Regions from separate parts of the Homo sapiens genome. Here region 1 is linked to region 2. Evidence: chromatin loops called from intact Hi-C (ENCODE). Cell type or tissue: heart left ventricle. All regions are shown on one strand. Each heading gives the region's core, and the rest is flanking DNA. Links, peaks and the distances in the headings are about the cores only. Region 1 has its middle 27 kb from the start of TGFBR3. Region 2 has its middle 7.4 kb from the start of HFM1.

Region 1 (10,234 bases), core at 1,236-9,235, 500 kb before region 2:
CTAGTGGTAAAAATAGCTCACTAGTTCTACACCTGTGTTACCTTACCCTACCTGAATGAGAATGGATTGAGGAGGAGGTACTTGCTAGACTTGCATCGCTACCTGCAGTTTAGACCAGCACAGTGGCAATTCTAATGTTCCTTCCAAAGGTGACGAAGTTTGAATATTAATAGAGAGAGAGAGAAACAGTAACTTCCAGTAAAGAAATTAAGGCCAGGCATTGTGGTCACGCCTGTAATCCCAGTACTTTGGGAGGCCAAGGCAGGTGGATCACTTGAGGTCAGGAATTTGAGGCCAGCCTGGCCAATATGGTGAGACCCAGCTTTAGGGGAAGTTGTTTTAAAAATTAGCTGGGATGGCCAGATGCGGTGGCTCATGTCTGTAATCCCAGCACTTTGGGAGGCCGAGGCGGGCAGATCACAATGTCAGGAGATTGAGACCATCCTGGCTAACAGGTGAAACGCCGTCTCTACTAAAAATACAAAAAATTAGTCAGGTGTGGTGGCGGGCGCCTGTAGTCCCAGCTACTCGGGAGGCTGAGGCAGGAGAATGGCGTGAACCCGGGAGGTGGAGCTTGCAGTGAGCCGAGATCGAGCCACTGCACTCCAGCCTGGGCGACAGAGCGAGACTCCGTCTCAAAAACAAACAAACAAACAAAAACACAACAACTCAAAAACTCAAAAGAGTCTCAGAGTAAGAGATGACATTATGTCTTAGCTCCATCATCCCAGATGCCTGAAAGTGTGAGCTGTATACTTACCAAGGCCACTTCTGCTTTGGAACCTGACAAGATTGAGAGGAAACCTGCAAACCTGAGTGGCCTCATCTTGGGAGATATTCAAACTGTAAGCCAAAAATAAAATTCCAGGGCCCCCCGACTATCTGAACACACCCCTCCTCTCAGCCAAGGACATTCCAAAGTTAACCTGAAAAACTAGTTCCATGATGGAAAGGAGGGGCTGGACATGCCTCACTATACTTTCCTCCCTTTTGGAATTTGGGAAATACCAACCAGCGTTAACATCAACACAGACCTTAAGTCTGATAAGAAGCATTTACAATCTATTTTCTCTGAAGCTGGCTACCTAGAGGCTTCATCTGCATGATAAAACCTTGCTCTCCACAGCCCCTTATCATAACCCAGACATTCGTTTCTATTGTTAATAACTCTTTAAACCAGTTGCCAGTTAGAAAATTTTTAAATCTGCCTATGACCTGGAAGCCCCCCTGCTTTGAGTTGTTCCACCCTTCCAGACTGAACCAACGTAAATCTCACATGTATTGATTGATGTCTTATGTCTCCCTAAAATGTATAAAAGCAAGCTCTAACCCAACCCCCTTGGGCACATGTTGTCAGGACCTCCTGCGGCTGTGTCCTGTGTGTCCTTAACCTTGGCAAAATAAACTTTCTAAATTGATTGAGATCTGTCTCAGATACTTTTGGGTTCATGAAACAATATGATGGTCTGGATTATTCATGATTGTGTGTGTGTGTGTGTGTGTGTGTGTGTATATGTATAGTAAGTATATATATATATAGTAAGTATATGTATATAGTAAGTATATATATAGTAAGCATATATAGTAAGTATATATATAGTAAGTGTATATATATAGTAAGTATATATATATATAGTAAGCATATATATATATATATATAGAGAGAGAGAGAGAGAGAGAGTAAAAAATCCGTGGTTGAAAACCAGGGGGTGGCCTGTGGTGTTATGATATATATTATTTTTACCCAGGGTTCCTGGCTCATAACTCCCATAGGCCCTGTTAGAACCTTCTGTTAGAACGTTGGCTGTGTTAGGCCTCAGGGGCAGGCCTTCTGTCCCTTTTCCTGTCTCCCTTCCACTCTAATGTCCTCTTGACTTTCTGATTGTGGGTCTTAAGGCCTTCCCATGAGAGGGTCCCACCCTATACCCTGGGGAAAGAAATGCTGATGTCGTGAAGCTTCCAGAAAAATCCAAAAGGACTGGATTCAGTGAACTTCCAGACAGCTGGAAGGTTGCACCAGGAGGGCAAGGTGGCTCCACACCCCTTCCCCTATGCCTCACCCTACATGTCTTACGTGCCTCTTTATCTGTATCCTTTGTAATATCCTTCATAATAAACAGGTACATGTAAAAAAAAAAAAGAAAGAAAAGAAAAAAGAAAAGAAAAATCGAATGATACAGCCACAAAGAACACCTAGAGCCACCAGAAAGCTGCAAGAGGCAAGATTTCTCCCTGAGAGCCCCACAGGTAGAGCAGCCCTGCTGACACCGTGCTTTCAGACTTCTGGTTTCCAGAACTGGGAGAAAATACATTGCGATTGTTTACAGCAGCCATAGGAAACTAATACAGGGAGGGAGGAGTCCCGGATGCCCCCGACCCTCATCCCAGGTTTCTGAGTGTCTGATATTGTCATTTACTGAGTTAGAGAAGTCTGGGTTTCTGGGGGTTGGGAGATGGAGTTCTGATTTGGACACATTACATTTGAAATGCTTGTAAGATGTCCAGGCAGAGATGTTGATCAATAGCTGGATAGAGTAGTCTGGAACTCAGAGGAGGATCAAGTGGGAAGGTAGAAATTGGGAACTGTCAAGCATACAGATCACATTCTTTTTAAATTTTAATTAATTGATTTTTTTTTTTAGAGACAAGGTCTTGCTTTGTTGCCCAGGCTGGAGTGCAGTGGTGAGATCATAGCTCACTGTTGCCTGGAACTCCTGACCTCCCAGCTGGGACTACAGGTGTGTGTCGCAAACCAGCTACTTTTTCTTTTCTTTTTTATTTTTTAGTTTTTTTGAGATGGTGTTTGGCTCTGTCACCCAGGCTGGAGTGCAGTGGCGCAATCTCAGCTCACTGCAACATCCGCCTCCCGGGTTTAAGCAATTCTCTGCCTCAGCCTCCTGAGTAGCTGGGATTATAGGCATCCGCCACCATGCCCGGCTAATTTTTTGTATTTTTCATAGAGATGGGGTTTCACCATCCAGGCTGGTCTTGAACTCCTGACCTCGTGATTCACCCGCCTCGGCCTCCCAAAGTGCTGGCATTACAGGCGTGAGCCACTGTGCCTGGCCTCATTGGCTAACAAAAACATTTTTTTTTGTAGAGATGGGGTCTCACTATCTTGCCCAGGCTGGTCTCAAACTCCTGGGCTCAAGCAAACCTCTTGCCTCAGCCTCTCAAAGTGATGAGATTATAGTGTGAACCATTGTGCACGGGCAATTAAAAAAAATTTTTTTAGAGACTGGGATCTTGCTATATTGCCCAGGCTGGTCTTGAACTCCTGAGGTCAAGTGATCCTCCTGCCTCAGCCTCCTAAAATGCTGGGAGTATAGCTGTGAGCCACCATGCCTAGTCCAAAATATTTTTTTCCGTTTGTTGACTGATGGCTGGCCTTCCATAATTAGAGATTCATTCCTTTAGATATTCAAACATAAACACTCTTTGGGAGAAATCATTCATATGCTTTTTCTTTATATGTTTGTTAGAATTTGTTTATCAGACACTTTCCTTAGAGCAGGTTATGATGTAGTGGGTGATAGAGTGTGAAAGAGCGAAAGTTAGGCAGGCTGAGTAGAAAAAGGCAATCAAGAGAAACTGGAACCCTTAAAGCCTGACCATCTCTGCTTTACAGTTTTGCATGGGAGGGAAATGGCAGCCTAGAGAAAGATTCCTCACCACTATGCCATTGCCTGAAAACTTTTTTTTTTGAGACAAGGTCTGGCCCTGTCACCCAGGCTGGAGTGCATGGCGTGATCTCAGCTGACTACAACCTCTGCCTCCCAGGTTCAAATGATTCTCATGCCTCAGCCTCCTGAGTAGCTGAGATTACAGGCACATGCCACCACGCCCGGCAAATTTTTGTATTTTTAGTGGAGACAGGTTTTCGCCATGTTGCGCAGGCTGGTCTCAAATTCCTGGCCTTGAGCGATCCACCCATCTCAGCCTCCCAAAGTGCTGGGATTACAGGCGTGAGCCACCGCGCCCAAACTGAAAACTCATTTATCAAACTTTTTTCCCATAGATGGAATCTGAGCTGACACACCCTTCTCCAGAATGAAAAGAAATGTGAAAGAAACACGCTGACACACAGGGGACACCTTTACAATATTATGAGAGGAAATCTGCTGCATGGACTTCACAGCATTTTGTTAAGGGCTGTTCTGTAGTTTCTGCATTCTCCAATGGGATGGTTACTTTTACTAGCCTGTCTATGTTACCTCCTCTTGTCTCCATGGCTAATATCATCAGCCTAGCACTAGCCTATTGTGACTCTCCGGAACTACTACAGCAGCCCCCTACATCTGGCCAGATCCCCTGCAACCCTCCACCTACCCCCGACCTTCCTGCTAGCTCTGAGAGAGAGGGAGCATTTTTAAGACGCAAATATGCTTCCCATTCTTCAGTGCTCCTTGGACAAAAAAACCATAAAGCTTTGTTTGATCTAACTATTGTCCTATATTTCCAGCTTTATCTCTCCCCTCCCTCTCCCGTCCCAATGCCCATGGGGACTTGGCTCTCTGAGATCCAGCTGCACTGACATTCATTCAGTGTTTCCAGCTCCACAAACCCTTGCTCAGTCTGGAATGGGTTCCCCATCCCTTCATTAGGAAAGCAGTCCTGACCTCTTTCCCTCCCCAACTGTATCAAGTCCCCCTATTTTGAGATTTCTGGCACCGTGTACCTTTTCTGCCTGATTCTTATGAGAGTTGTAATTATATGTATATATATTTTTAGTGGGATTATTTTATCAATGTCTCTTCCCTATCAGATTTTAATCTCCATGAGAGCAGGTATCTTTTTCTTGGTGGCATCCCTCACATCCAGCCGCCCTGGGCCAGTTACAGGATCTCATTGTATGTTGGCTGAATAGATGAAATAAATGAACATATTTTGCCACTAATTGTTAAGTTACCAGATGAATTGTAAGAGTTCTCAGGATGGCTGACTTCTATGTGGCTCTTTAGGGCTTGAAAGTGATTCATAATAATATTGAGTCTGATTTTCCTCCTCCTGGGGAGATTCCAACTCTGAGTAAAAGGAGATAAGTTCTTGCAGGCCCCAGGAGAAATGGTATCTTTTTTGTGATAGCAACCAGCAGGAAGGGTTTCTCTTATGAATGAAGGGAAAACTCAATGAAGGACGATGTCCACCTTAACATAGAGAGCCACTCCCTCACCCCCACGTACACACTTTTACAATGTGCTCTGGTTATTTGAAAATGTGTTTGGCCTCCCTGAAAGAAGAAAGAAGAGGATAACTAAACTCAATCACTTTAAATAGAAAGGAAGACACAGGGGCGATGCTTGATAAAATTACCAAAAAACATTAATTTAAGAAAAAAGTCTACATACCTCACATGTAGTTCAAATTTTTTTTTTCAAATATTAAGTCTCCAAAACATGGCTCTAGTCTTCAGAGTGAGGAAAATATGGTGTACATCTGCACATTTGCTTTCTCATGGCTTGTGTTTAATTATCCACAAAGAAAAAAATTCACAAGATGTTTCATGTTCTTCTCTTTTAACTGCCAAAGCAGGAACTTCTGAGGCTTTGATAGAATTGGTTGCAATCCCTTTGAAAGTTTTTATTAATGTAGACAGAGTATGTTTTTAATCTTTTGTATTTTGAACACCCAAATTTATGTTCTGTGATTTGTTCATGCTTGATTCTATCATATTTTAAGTAAACAAGGAGTCAACAGTTTTTACCCAGCAAAATATATTGGGATTTTTTAAAAATATAGTGTAATGATGATTAATGAACAAAGTATTAAATCAGAGGATTCTTCATTGTGACAGAAAGGAAGTCTTGAGACCCAGTGAGAGATTGATATCTCCATTGATTTTAATGTAAACATCAGAGACATTCCACTGTGAACACATTTCTTTCCGGAGATTTTCTTTCTGGAAAGAAATGTGTTCTGGAAAGAGGGAGAAAAGCATAATTACAAAGAAAAGCATAATTTTCTAGGACAATGCATACAAATTTAGCCATAAGGTAATCATTTATATGATAAACATTAAATGAGATTTCATACCTTTTTTTTGTTGTTGTTGAGACGGAGTCTCACCGTGTCACCCAGGCTGGAGTGCAATGGTGCCATCTCAGATCACTGCAACCTCTACTTCCTGGGTTCATGAGGTTCTCCTGCCTCAGCCTCCCAAGTATCTGGGATTATAGGCGCCCAGCTAAAGAGATTTCACACTCTCTTAAATCCAGAAAAATAATGCATGTGGTACAATATTTCCTTCTAGGTATTCTTAAATTCAATCTGTGATGACAATTTAGAGATTAATTTTTTTTTTCTTTGAGACACAGTCTTGCTTTGTCACCAGGCTGGAGTGCAGTGGTACGATCTCAGCTCACTGCAACCTCCGCCTCCCGGGTTCAAGCCATTCTCCTGCCTCAGCCTCCCGAGTAGCTGGGACTACAGGTGCGCACCACCATGCCCAGCTAATTTTTGTATTTTTAGTAGAGATGGTTTCACCATGTTGGCCAGGATGGTCTCGATCTCTTGACCTCGTGATCTACCCACTTCGGGCTCCCAAAGTGTTGGGATTACAGGTGTGAGCCACCACGCCCAGCCTATTTTAATGTTTTAATGGTGTGTGATCTACTTTTCAAATAAGAAAAGATGTAGTTAAATGTTAATTAAGCATTTTACTTCTGTCTTCCAGAATAGAAGCTCCCTGAGGCTGAGAATTTTTTTTTTTTTTTGAGACAGTGTCTCAGTTACCCAGGCTGGAGTGCAGTGGCACGATCATGGCTCACTGCAGCCTCTGCCGCCTGTGCTCAAGTGATCCTTCCACCTCAGCCTCTCGAGTAGCTGTAGTTCCAGTTACTCAGGAGACTGAGGCAGGAGGATTGCTTGAAGCCAGGAGTTCGAGGCCACAGTGCCCTATGATCACACCTGTGAATAGCCACTGTACTCCAGCCTGGGCAACACAGCTAGGTGTGATGGTTTATTCCTGTAATCCCCACACATTGAGAGGCCAAGGAAGGAGGATCACTTGAAGCCAGGAGTTCAAGAAGAGCCTGGGAAATATAGGGAGACCCCACCTCTACAAAAAAATCAAAAATTAGCCAGTCGTAGTGGCACACACCTGTAGTCCCAGCTACTCAGAAAGCTAAAGTGGGAGAATTGCTTGAGCCAGAGAAGTTGAGGCTGCAGTGATCCATGATTGTGCCACTGCACTCCAGCCTGGGTGACAGAGTGAGACCCTGTCTCAAAAATAAATAAATAACGGCCGGGCGCGGTGGCGCATGCCTGTAATCCCAGCACTTTGGGAGGCTAAGGCAGGCGGATCACAAGGTCAGGAGTACAAGACCAGCCTGACCAACATGGTGAAACCCCATCTCTACTAAAAATACAAAAATTAGCCGGGCATGGAGGCATGCGCATGTAAGCTAATCAGGAGGCTGAGGCAGGAGAATCGCTTGAACCCAGGAGGCAGAGGTTGCAGTGAGCCAAGATGGCACCATCGCACTCCAGCCTGGGCGAGAGAGCAAGACTCTGTCTCAAAAAAAAATAATAAAAATAAAAAATAAATACATATCTTAATTACATTGACTGAATAAATTGCCCAGCCTGACTTTCATCTTTGGTTGTGTAGATGTCATCCCTAAAAGGTACCCTATAAATGAGATGCAACACTTATACTCTAATTAGTTAAATTGGGATGGTATGGGTAAGAGACATGATAGAACTTAGTAAATATTTTGAGAATATTAGAGAAAAAAACTGATTCACATAAATTGATTCTACTTAATTACCACTTACAGTAGGTCACACAAAGTCCATTCTCCTTGAAAAGGACTCTGGAAGTACACCAAAAGATGTTAAACCCACTAGTTGCAAAAGCTTCCATCACTGCAATATATCATTTCCAGGGATGGTTTATTTTATATATATATATATATATATATATATATATTTTTTTTTTTTTTTTTTTTGAGACGGACTCTCACTCTGTTGCCCAGGCTAGAGTGCAGTGGCGTGATCTTGGCTCACTGCAACCTCTGCCTCTCAGGTTCAAGATATTCTTGTGCCTCAGCCTCTCGAGTAGCTGGGATTACAGGTGTGCACCACCATGCCCAAATAATTTTTTATTTTTAGTAGAGATGGAGTTTTGTCATATGGTCAAGGCTGGTCTTGAACTCCTGGCCTCAAGTAATCCGCCCACCTTGGTCTCCCAAAGTACTAGGATTACAGGCGTGAGCCACCACACCTGGCCAATTTATTATATATTAATTAGATAACATTTGAATTTGATGCCTTCCAGATGAGATTTTTATGCAATATCTTGGTGATTTAGGAAGACGCCCTAGTGTTATTAGTAACAAGGTTTCAAATTTTGGGTGTGTCCACTCTAGGGAAGATATCTTCATATAGCTCATCTCATTCTTTTTAGTGTTTTCATTGCAAAGGGTGACTACTTTTTTCTCACTTCTTTACCATATTCTATGATTATGCCCTGTTTGGATTGTGTACTCCCATAGGGAATACACAAACATACATATACACACATGTGTATATATATATATATATATATATATATATTATGTTTACATCTTCTTTTCATCATGGATTTTTTTTTTTTTTTGAGATGGAGTTTCGAGTTTCGAGTTTTGAGATGCTGGGATTACAGGCATGAGCCACTGTGCCTGGCTTCATCACAGATTTCTATTGGAGTTTTAAAAAGTTGTATTGGGCTGGGCACGGTGGCTCATGCCTGTAATCCCAGCACTTTGGGAGTCTGAGGCGGGCAGATCACCTGAGTTTGGGAGTTTGAGACCAGCCTGACCAACATGGAGAAACCCAGTCTCTACCAAAAATTCAAAATTAGCCAGGCGTGGTGACGCATCCCTGTAATCTCTGCTACTTGGGAGGCTGACGCAGGAGAATCGCTTGAACCCGGGAGGCGGAGGTTACGGTGAGCCAAGATCGTGCCATTGCACTCTAGCCTGGGTAACAAGAGTGAAACTCCATCTCAAAATTAAAGAAAAAGAAAAAGAAAAAAGAAAGTTGTGTATTATGGGGCTTATATAAATGTTTCCTTTTTTTCCTCCCTGATCATATACTCATCCTCACTCCTAGATGTGGAACATAACCAAGCTGAAAGATGAGATCATGTTTGTGAAGCCCAGTGAAATCTCAACAAGAATCTTCTAATTTGAGAGGCATCAGTATTCTACTCACTCATATGCCAAAATGCTGAAGAATAAAATCAGGAGTTTAAAAAGTCATTTTCAGCATTGGGATTAAACAAAGAACACCGAATTTTTCATTTTTGTATTTTTAAAATATTTATAATAACTTATTTTTTCTTGTAAGCATGATGCTGTTTCACTTAGAAAAATTGACTCAGCCAACAATAGTGATTTGCAAATGCAAATAATGCCAATGTCTTCCTTTTTTTCTCAGTATTGTTGAAATTATTTCTATGTTAACTCTTTTGTTTTTATTTTGAAGTTGGCAAATTTTTATATTTATTTATTTATTTTTTGAGATAGGGTCTCGCTCTGTCACCCAGGCTGGAGTGCAGGGGCTCAATCTCAGCTCACTGCAACCTCTGCCTTCTGGGTTCAAGTGATTCTCCTGCCTCACCCTCCCAAGTAGCTGGGATTATAGGCATCTGCCACCATGCCCAGCTAGTTTTGGTATTTTTAGTAGAGACGAAGTTTCACCATATTGGCCACGTTGGTCTCGAACTCCTGACCTCAAGTGATATGCCTGCTTCTGCCTCCCAAAGTACTGGGATTATAGGCATGAGCCACCACGCTGGGCCAAAATTGGCAAAATTTTATGAAGAACTCTTAGACCACTATTTATTAATTTCCTGATTTGCTTTTTTAATATGAAGAAACATTTTTCCTTTGTTACTTTTTCATGTACTTGTATATGATTATTATTTATTAGTGGTCTGATTTGCTTTTTCAATATGGAAAGATAATTTTCCCTTTTTTTCATGTAATTATGCACACACTTTATTGCTTAGGATGCAGAACATATGAGGATAACTTTTTTTTTTTGGCAGATGTTTACCATATGTGGAGCTTAGTTAGCATAGAGAATACTCATGAGTCAAGAATGGCCCACCCCAATGCCCCTTTGAAACATTTGTATGTGGTTTCATGAAATAAATACTTTTTTTTTTGGAGAGGTAGTTTCACTCTTATTGCCCAGGCTGGAGTGCAATTGTGCGATCTTGGCTCACTGCAACCTCCACCTCCCAGGT
Region 2 (10,234 bases), core at 958-8,957:
AGGACATGGAATTGTAGAATCTGCTGCTTTGACTATTCTCCCTGTCCTTATTACCACCTAGAAGCGCTGAGACTGAACCCAAGGTGTGTTAGGATAAGGCTAGCCTGCTGAAACAAAGACTACATAAATTCAGTTTTTTTAAAAGAAGGTATATTAGTCTGCTCTCACACTGCTATAAAGAAATACCCGAGACTGAGTAATTTATAAAGGAGAGAGGCTTAATTGACCCAGTTCCACATGGCTGAGGAGGATTCAGGAAACTTAATAATCGTGGCAGAAGGCAAAGGAGAAGCAGGCACCTTCTTCACAGGGTGGCAGGATGGAGTGAGTGCAGGCAGAGGAAATGCCAGACTCTTATAAAACCATTGGATCTTTTGAGACTCACTCACTATCATAAGAACAGCATGAGGGAAACTGCACCCGTGATCCAATTACCTCCACCTAGTCCCGCCCTTGACAAGTGGGGGTTTTGGGGATTATAATTCAAGATGAGATTTTGGGTGAGAATACAACCAAACCATATCAGAAGTAAAGGTTTGTTCCACCCAAGTAATAGTCTGCTGTGATTGTCCCAGGCTAGCAGACAACCCTTCTGATGGTGATAATTTAAGGACCCATGTTTCATCCATCGTATTGTACTGTCATCCCTGGGGCATTGCTGCCATCTGCATGGTTAAAAGTGGGTCACTGGTGGGAAAGAGAATGTATCTGAATGTCTGAATCAGAAGTGACACACTTCACTTTCATCACATTTTATTGGCAGGAACTCAGTTGTGTTATTCCACTTAACTGCAAGTTGGGGTCACAAACGCTGTCCCTAGTGAGATAAGCCCAGTTATAAATTCCTTTATACGAAAGATTAGAAAAATGGATGTTGGTGGATATTTGGCAGTATCTATCCAGGAAGAATAGAGAAAGTTAAACAGAATCACTCAAATTATTTTACACCTATTAGTAAAGAAATATATAGTTGAACTTTGTTCATACTACGGTTGCATACACCATTTATTGTAAAATATTCTCAAATTCTGAAAATTATGATTTTTGAAACTACCATTGTACATTACAGTTGCAGAGAATTTTTATCCCCAATTTTGACTTATCTTTAAATGACCAAGATTTCTAAGTCTATATCTTTAAGATTTTCTGTTCCCTCTTTTTCTAAGTCGAATTATTAATGATAAATAAGCAAACACATTGAAAGTTGGGAGCGATGTAGTTACTATAAAGAAATGAAGGCAGAAGTTCCTTTTTGCAGTAAGTTTATAAAGCAATAATCCTCAAAATTTGCTTGAAAGTTCATATTAACACACTGAAAGTATAGCCTTGTTAGTTACAGAATATGAGACTTTGTGATTTAGAGTACATAGAGTAAGATACTGGAAGATAATCTTACTTTCTGGTTTTGGATAAAACTAGAAAGAACATTTTATACAAGTCTTGGTGTATTTAAGGAAATCACATATCTTGGCCCAATATTTTAGTAATATACAAGACTTAAAATAAGTCGTGTTCTGTATTTTTATTAAGGTAGTGATTTCACTGATATATACAACTATCATAATTCATTAAATTGTATCTTTTAAATAGGTGCAGTTTATTGTACATAAACATTGTACATACCAATTTATTGCTTCTGGTATGGAGGAAGAAATGAGAAGCATGAGAAATGCAAAATATGTGGGTAACTATGGAAAACTACTTTTTCTATTAATTTCTTTAAAATATATATAATTTTGAAAAGCAAAAATTAGAACATTGCCTTGAGGGGTTTAAAATATTATGTAGAAGTAATGTATAGAACAACTATAACATAAATTATGGCAGGAATGGGGGTAAATAGACCTAGATTGCTACAAAAAGTACTATATTAACTCTAAGCAGACCGTGAAAAGTTTAAGGATATATACTGCAATACCTAAAGCAACTACTTTAAAAACTGTGAAAAGGTATGATTAAAAAGTGAAGAGAGGCCAGGCACGGTGGCTCAAGCCTGTAATCCCAGCACTTTGGGAGGCCGAGGTGGGTGGATCACGAGGTCAGGACTTCAAGACCAGCCTGGATAAGATGGCAAAACCCTGTCTCTACTAAAAATACAAAAATTAGCCAGGTGTGGTGGCAAGCGCTTGGGAGGCTGAGGCAGAGAATTTCTTGAACCCAGGAGGTGGAGGTTGCAGTGAGCCGAGATCACACCACTGCACTCCAGCCTGGGTGACAGAGCAAAACTCTATCTCAAAAAAAAAAAAAAAAAAAAGCTAAGAGATTCAAATAAAAATATAAGAAATGTTTAATAATCTGAAAGAGGGCAGGAAAGGGAGAATGAAGAAATGAAAACTGAGATGACAAGTAGAAAATTAATAAAATAGTAGACTGAACCCAACCATATCAATAATTACATTAAATATAAATTGACTAAACACTCCAATGAAGAAACAAAGATTATCAGACTAGATTAAAAAGCAGACGTGACCACCTGCTGACTACAAGGAAGTACTCTAAATATGAAGATACACTTTAAGTATAAAAATAAAAATAAGATAAAAATATAGATATTTACATTAATGGAATTATAGTCCAGAAACAGAACCACACATACATGGCTGATTGATTTTTCAGTGAAGTTGCCAAAACAATTCAATGGGAAAATGAAATCAACAAACTGCTGGAAAATCTGGATGTCCATATAGGAACAAAAAGAAAAAAAGAACATCTACTCTTATGTCACATAATATGGAAAATTAACTGAAATGTATGACAGACCTAAAGATAAGCTAAAACTGCAAAACTACTGGAAAATAAGATAGGTGCAAATCTTCACCAACTTGACATAGGCAAACATTTCTTAGAATAAGACACAAAAAAATTAATCATGAAAGAAAAAATTTGTGAATTAGATTTCATCAACATGAAATATTTTCTCTTTGGAAGACACTATTACGAAAATGAAAAGACAGGCCACAGTATGGGGGAAAATACTCTCTGTCATGCATTTGACAAAGGACTGACTGGTATTTAGATAAAGACCTCAACTCAACGATAAGAAGACACCTCAATAACATTTTATAAAAGATACTGAGTACATGAAAAGATGCTCAACTTTTTTAGTCATTAGATACCATTACAACCATTAGAAAGGGTAAAATGGAAAAGACTGACAAAGCAAGTGTTGGCAAAGCAGAATTAACTGGAACTCAAACACAGCTGGCAGGAATGCAAAATGGTACAATTACTTTGAAAAACAATATGGAACTTTCTTAAAAAGGTAAACATTTGCCTATCATATAATCTAGTTATTCTACTCCTAGGTATATACCCAAAATAAATGGAAACATATGACCATATAAAAACTTTTACACGAATGTTCATAGCAATGTTATTCACTATAACTCCAAACTGAAAACAACCCGAATGCCCGTCAGCCCGTGAATGGATTAAAAAGTGTATTATATTCATATATGGAATAGTATTCTCCAATAATACTAAACTATATTGAATAATATTCAGCAAAAGGAATGAATTATTCATACATAAAACAATAGGGATAAATCTGAAAATCATTAGACTAAATGAAAGAAACCAGACACAAAAGAATACATGATATATGATTCTGTTTATATAAAATACAACTACTATATAATAATAAAAAGCAGATCAGTGTTTGCCTGCAGCCAAGGGCAGGTGGAACAATTGACTGTAAAGGAAATGAAGAATTTGGCGGGGGGAGGGGGGTTCCTAGAAATGTTCTGTATTTTTTTTTTGTTAAGGTGGTGATTTCACAGATATATATAACTATTGTAACTCATTAAATTGTGCCTTTTAAATAGATGCAGTTTATTGTGCTTAAATTATTCATCAATAAATTTTATAAGAAAAAAAACAGGAAAACCTTTTTCGTATAATTTTTCATAGTTGAAATCTATTTCTCACCCAATAACAACCCTAATTTAATGGTACTAGTTCAGCCTTCTGAAACCACGCCTATAAAAGCATAAACAAAGAATATTTATTCCACTACGAGTCCCTTAAATATTTGAAAAGAGCCAATTTTTTTTAGCCTTTTCTTCTCTATATTATATACTACACTTCCTCAATCCTCCAGCTTGTTTTTTTTTTTTTTTTACATATTGTTTAAGTCCTAGGCTCTTTAACTTTCCTATTTTCCCACCTTTGAAAACACTTTGTTGTCAATATTCCTTATAAACCAAATGCAAAACTCCAAGTGTTATCTGCTAAGTCTTGTTCAATGGGAAGAGTATGACTTGTGGAAAGAGCAGGAGACTGGGTATATAGAAATTTGAGTTTGCTGGCTCTGCCAATGACAGTCTTTTTTTTTTTATCTTAAGCAAAGCAATAACTATATATTTCTCAGAATAATGAGGGAGTTGGAATTATTTATTTTACCTAAGATTTTATTCATTTTTAGTATCCAGAAATGAAAGTATGGGTAAGAAACTTCTGAGAAACTTTCTCAATGAAGAAATACAAATCAACTGAGACATTCTGATCACAAGTTACTGAGGCCTAAAAATATTTTTTGGTTTAGATGTTAGGGTAATCATAGAAAATTAAAAAAAATTTTTCGGTATGATTTGAAAAGAATCATTTAGCTTTGTATTTAATTTGTATCCATTTTTCTATTTGCATATGTATCATTAGCCCCTAATTTCTGATGTTGGAGATTTTTCCAGTCATGTGCTTTAAACTAATAACAAATACTGCACTTGATCTTAGCCAAAAGGCTGAGAAGTGATGCAGTCATGTGCTTTCAGACCATGCAGGTTTGTGACTTGCTACAAAATCTCTGTGAGTTCAAAACATTCATAACATATGGCAGCTCAGATGTTAGGTTGGGAGAAATAGCTGTTTAGAGGATTCTTTGCTATATATATTTTAATGTGACTTGTGTATATGAATATGTTGGGAAAGATGTCACTTGGGAGTGAAGTTGAAAGAAAAAATCTTTATGCTTTAAGTCCACTGTGGACAGCAGTAGATATTACAAATAAAATGGGAATTTGTTCAAAGCCAGATATTTTAAAAATATACTTCTTCTGATTGTAATCTTTAAGTAACAACAAAAATCAGTGTTAACTGCTATTCAAGGGAAATAGTGTGGTTTGTAGAAAGAGCTGGAGATCACATATAGGGGAATTGAATTCAGGCAAAATCACTGTATTAGATATCAAATATTCATGTCTAGGATACTTCCCAATTTGGGGAAAATATCAGCTAAATCATGTGAATGGTACTTTTGTCCAGAAAAAAAATATGTTTAAACTCCCCAGTATTATACCTTATGGCCTACAAAATAACTTATTTTGTCAAAACTTCCCCCAAATGACTTGTGATACAAAGCATCCTGCTGGAAAAAGAAGCTTCCTACTACTTGAGTGAGCTACTTGCTCATTCCTAATGTGTGGATGGAATAGACAGTCTGAGCACAAATTGCAGGAATTGGCAGGACTCCTTTTCAGAGCTAATGCTGTCATTTTTTTTCTGGGGTAGCAAATTTTATATTTTCTGTTAATTAAGAAACACATAAAATAGGTGAATAAAGATAAAGTTCTTAATGTTCAATGACATCTTACAGTTTGATAGCTCTTTTACTTCACAGGTATCTGAAAGATGTCCAATATACATTAACTCATTTTACTTTTATATTAATTACTCTCTTATCTTACTTGTTGTTTTCTGGGCATATGAAATTTTAATTCCCACTCGGTCTCCATGTCTTCTTAAATCCTCAGACTTCACCTTTGGAGTTGTGTTTCTGGGCAGAACTCTTTCACTGGGACTTGCTTTAACCCACAGTACTCTATTTACTAGCGGAAGGATGATGTTCTAATACATCTAATATATGTATCTAATATGTTCTCCATCTGCTTGGTTTCATGCCATTGTCCTCCCCTCCCCATAACACACACATACAAGGCACCTACCCTCAGCCACTCATTCAGACATGCACACAACACCATTTTTATGAATTCTCAGAAATTTTCCCCATCCATTAAATGAGCAAGTGCTTTTAAACCGTAGAGTGCTACTAAATTTTGTTGTGACACTGATGTTTCATAGGCCACTAATCTGAGTTAGACAAAGCAAAATAACCATGCAGGTAACTCATTTCCTACCAAAAACCATGAAGCATTATTACTCTGAGAACATGTCCCAGTTGTTGGAATCCTAGATTCTCTGACACTCCCTACTCAATAGTCCCTCTGGTTTCCCAGCTGACAACTAGGAGAAGGGGCTTGACAAACTCCTGGTTTTAGCAATCAGTTCAATGAACCATCATAATAGCATATACTTTTCATAAACCAGGCTTACATTCCTGGTTGATTTCACAGCTCCTAGTTCTAGAACTGCCCCTGCAGCCATGGTGACAGTTCTGCTGCCTGCTTCAGCGCCTCTACCCTGGCAACATGTTGTTCTGAGGCTAGCAGATCTCGCCCAAGGCAGGATTCTCAACTCTGGAAGGCTTAGTGGGGCCAGGCCCAGGGAATGGTCTGTGAGTATTGCTTAAGCCGCCTCTCCTCCACAGGCTGGTCCCTGCAGCTTCTCTTGCTGCATCTTGCTCCATCTGCTGCTCCCTGGATGCAAATGTGTCTCCCTTAGGGTGCTGGGCACTGGGCTGAGAGGGTCCTAACTTTACCACTCATTCCCTACCAAAGAGCTGCTCTATTACTTTTGCACTTCAACATCTCCCTCTCCCTCCTGAAAGCTATTTCATGTTCTCAGGACTGGTTGAAGCCAAAAGCAGCCAGAAGTTCTAGAGAAAATGTTCAAATTTATCCCTTTTTCCTTCTCTAGTGGTTATTGGTGGTGGCAGATGTTGTGTAAAACTGATGTGTCTATTTCCTTTTGTGGTGGCTTCAGACTCTGGGTAGACATGTATACAACACTCTCAACTTTGTTCCAAGATGCTTTTTACTCAAGATGCTAAAATATATGCTATTGTATGTACTGTGCTTTCTCAATGCTTTGACAAATTTAAACATGAGATAACCCATGCTTAAATGCATCCTAACTCAACATATATCACAAATGAATAATCATCTGCCAGTTGTGATAGCATCTCTTCCCTCTCCCCATTTCCTGGAAAGGATTCCAGACAAATGCATTATTTCTACTTCTACACAGTGTTTCTTATTTCTTATTCTGTCTACACATCAATTTGTTCAGTATCTTAACTGGTTATTTGTACCGTTGCAATATCTCTTGATTAACTACTAAATTATATCACCTGTAGAAGCTATCTTATTTCTGGACAACATATATATAATATTAATCAATCTTTGATCATATGGCTGCAAGATACTGCCAATTACTTTTTGGCCTGAGACAAAAAACAAAACAAAACATAACAAAAATGCTTTTTTAAAAGTATGTTTTCTACTCTGATTTCTGACATTTAAATATCTTTTAAAGATATCTGTCAGTGGCTTCTAAAATTTCCTTTAAATAATCTTTTTGAAGATATAATATGTTGCATGTTTCATTAATACAATCTTATATAAGATTCTGGATGCCAGAATCTTAATTATAATAGTCAGGTAAAGTCTACTCCAGACACTAACCACCTGAAGGAATATGTTAATTGTTAATTCTTATTTATACGGGGACTTTATAATAATGGCAAAAGAATTTGCTAAGAATGACTAAACCTAGTATACTCAATGTGAAGTATGTATAGTTTGCCTCACAAACCTGAATACAACTAACCATAAAACATGCATACACTGGTTATGAGTCCCCACATACTCTTCCTGAAGAAACTGGCATTAATTTTTACTTAGGAAATAATCTATGCTGTTGTGGAATATTTCCCTTTGTCCTCAAGTTTATATACTGGGATATTTGCTTCCTAGTTCAGGGTTTGTGTTAACACATTTTAGAATCTACTTATACAGTCAAGTACAAAGAACAGCCATTGAATGCTGAATCTTTCTCAACTGATTTCTATGGAAAGCTTATGTTCTTTGTAATATACCTTAGCTGGCTGTCGTTGTATGGTGCATTGCTTCTAGGCCTAATTGGAACACCCTGTCTGGCAGTTCTATTAGGATCAAGATTCTTGACTTTGGAGAGCAGAAAATATTTTAAATTCATTTTGGTAGGAGGAGTCAATTTCTGCCTGAAAAGAAAAAAAAAAACAGATTTCCTGAAATAAGAGTATAGGATCTTATACAACACCATTAAACACTCTCCTTAGCCATTTGGAACTCAAGGAATTGCTTTCTAATCAATTTATGTCATTATGTTCTTGGTTACATACATACTTACTAAATCTTTCCTAAAGAAAAATTATCCTGGCCAGGCATGGTGGCTCACACCAGTAATGTTTATACTGGTACTAATATATTTCTTCAAAGCCACTTGTTTTTCTGTTTGAGCACTTTGGGAGGTCAAGGTGGGCGGATTGCTTGAGGCAACGAGTTTGAGACCAGCCTGGGTAACATAGCAAGACCTCATCTCTACAAAAAATAAAAATAATTTTTAAAAAATTAGCAGGGTGTGGTGTGGTGGTATGTATGTGTGGTCCCAGCTACTTGGGAGGCTAAGGCAGGAGGGTTGCTTGAGCCCAGGAGGTTGAGGTTATGGTGAGCCATGAGGTTACAGTGAGGCATCACATAATTGCCCTCTAGCTTGGGCAACAGAGCAAGACCCTGAAGAAAGAAAGAAAAAGAAAGAAAGAAAGAAAGAAAGAAAGAAAGAAAGAAAGAAAGAAAGAAAGAAGGAAAGAAGGAAGGAAGGAAAGAAAGAAGGAAAAGAAAGAGAAAGAAAGAGGGAAAGAAAGGAAGGAAGGGGAAAAAAGAAGGGAGGGAGGGAGGGAAGGAAGGAAGGGGAGGAAGGGAGGAAGAGAGAAAAGAGAAAGAAAGAAAGAAAAGAGAAACAAAGAAAAAGAAAGAAAGAACAGAAAGATTTTTTTTTTTTGGTTTGTGCTTAATTCAGTCTTCCTTTTGTTATTTAAGTATCTACTGAATTGGCCCTAACTCCCTAAACTTTTCTTTCCTCCTGAGAATCCCATCATATCAAACTACCTTTATTTCCTTTTTTTCTGTTTTTTTCTCAGAAATTAATTTTGTAATTCTCAGATTCTTCCCAAATGATCTCTTCACTGTTTCTTGTCCAAATCTGACAATAAAAAACACAACACATTTCTGGCTGTCATCTGCAGAAAAATAGTCTTGAAACCTCAACATTTCTTGGTTCCTGCTTCTCTAGAGCCATCAACACTAATTTTTCTTTTTTCTTTCTTGCTTTTTTAGATACAGGATCTTGCTCTATTGCCCAGGTTGGAGTGCAGTAGTGGGATCACAGCTCACTGCAGCCTGGAATTCCTTGGTTCAAGCCATTCTCCTGCCTCAGCCTGCCAAGCAGCTAGGACTACAGGCACACACCACCACACCTGGTTAGTTTTTAAAATTTTGGTAGAGATGAAGTCTCGCTGTGTTGCCCAGCCTGAGACTAATTTTTCAATATCAATTTCTACTGACTAATCAGGGTGTAAAAGATGTGGATGTTACAAAGTGAAGAAAATTTTGGTTATGTTGGATACATCAGCTAGAACTCATGGCATTGGCTGTAATAGCATTACCATATGTCCCAGCAATTCCACTCCTAGGTACATATCCAAAGGAATTGAAAGCAGGGACTTGAACGGAGATATTTACACACGAATGTTCATAGAAGCATTATTCACAATAGCCAAAAGGTGGAAATGTGGAAACAACTCAAATGTCCCTTAGCCAGGATTACAAATGGATAAACAAAATGTGGTATATAAATACAATAGAATATTATTGAGCCTTAAAAAGGAGTAAAATTCTGATCCATGCTACAACATGGATGAACATTGAAAACATTATGCTAAGTGAATAATCCAGAAATAGAAGAACAAATATTGTATGATCCCACTTATATGAAGTACTTAGGATAGGTAAACTCATAGAAATAGAAAGTAGAATAGAGGTTACCAGGAATTAGGGAAAGGGGAAAAGAAGGAGTTCCTGTTTAATGGGCAGAAATTTCTTTTTTTTTTTCTTATACTTTAAGTTTTGGGGTACATGTGCACAACGTGCAGGTTTGTTACATAGATATACATGTGCCATGTCGGTTTGCTGCACCCATCAACTCGTCATTTACATTAAGTATTTCTCCCAATGCTATCCTTCCCCCAGCCCCTCACCCCCCAACGGGCCCCAGTGTGTGAAGTTCCCCTCCCTGAATGGGC

What was found. A loop is a pair of places that touch in the nucleus more often than their neighbours do. Peaks named below come from ENCODE experiments on the same cell type or tissue, not always from the same donor. Only the 100,000 strongest peaks of a DNase experiment are listed, where the experiment ranks them.
Region 1: a loop joins it to region 2, with 7 times the contacts of the local background. A loop is called at or near these places in 15 of 110 quality-filtered maps.

What each region holds. Positions count from the first base shown.
Region 1 is chr1:91,908,000-91,918,233 of GRCh38, reverse strand. No RefSeq gene overlaps it. Among named protein-coding and RNA genes, the nearest start is that of TGFBR3, 27 kb to the right of the region's middle. RefSeq lists enhancers at 6,634-7,134, 7,135-7,635. In heart left ventricle, for the core only: no CTCF peak of the experiment used is centred there; no DNase peak of the experiment used is centred there.
Region 2 is chr1:91,407,166-91,417,399 of GRCh38, reverse strand. It overlaps a transcript of HFM1 not described here and the pseudogene LOC124904661. Among named protein-coding and RNA genes, the nearest start is that of HFM1, 7.4 kb to the right of the region's middle. In heart left ventricle, for the core only: no CTCF peak of the experiment used is centred there; no DNase peak of the experiment used is centred there; H3K27me3 peaks cover 339 bases.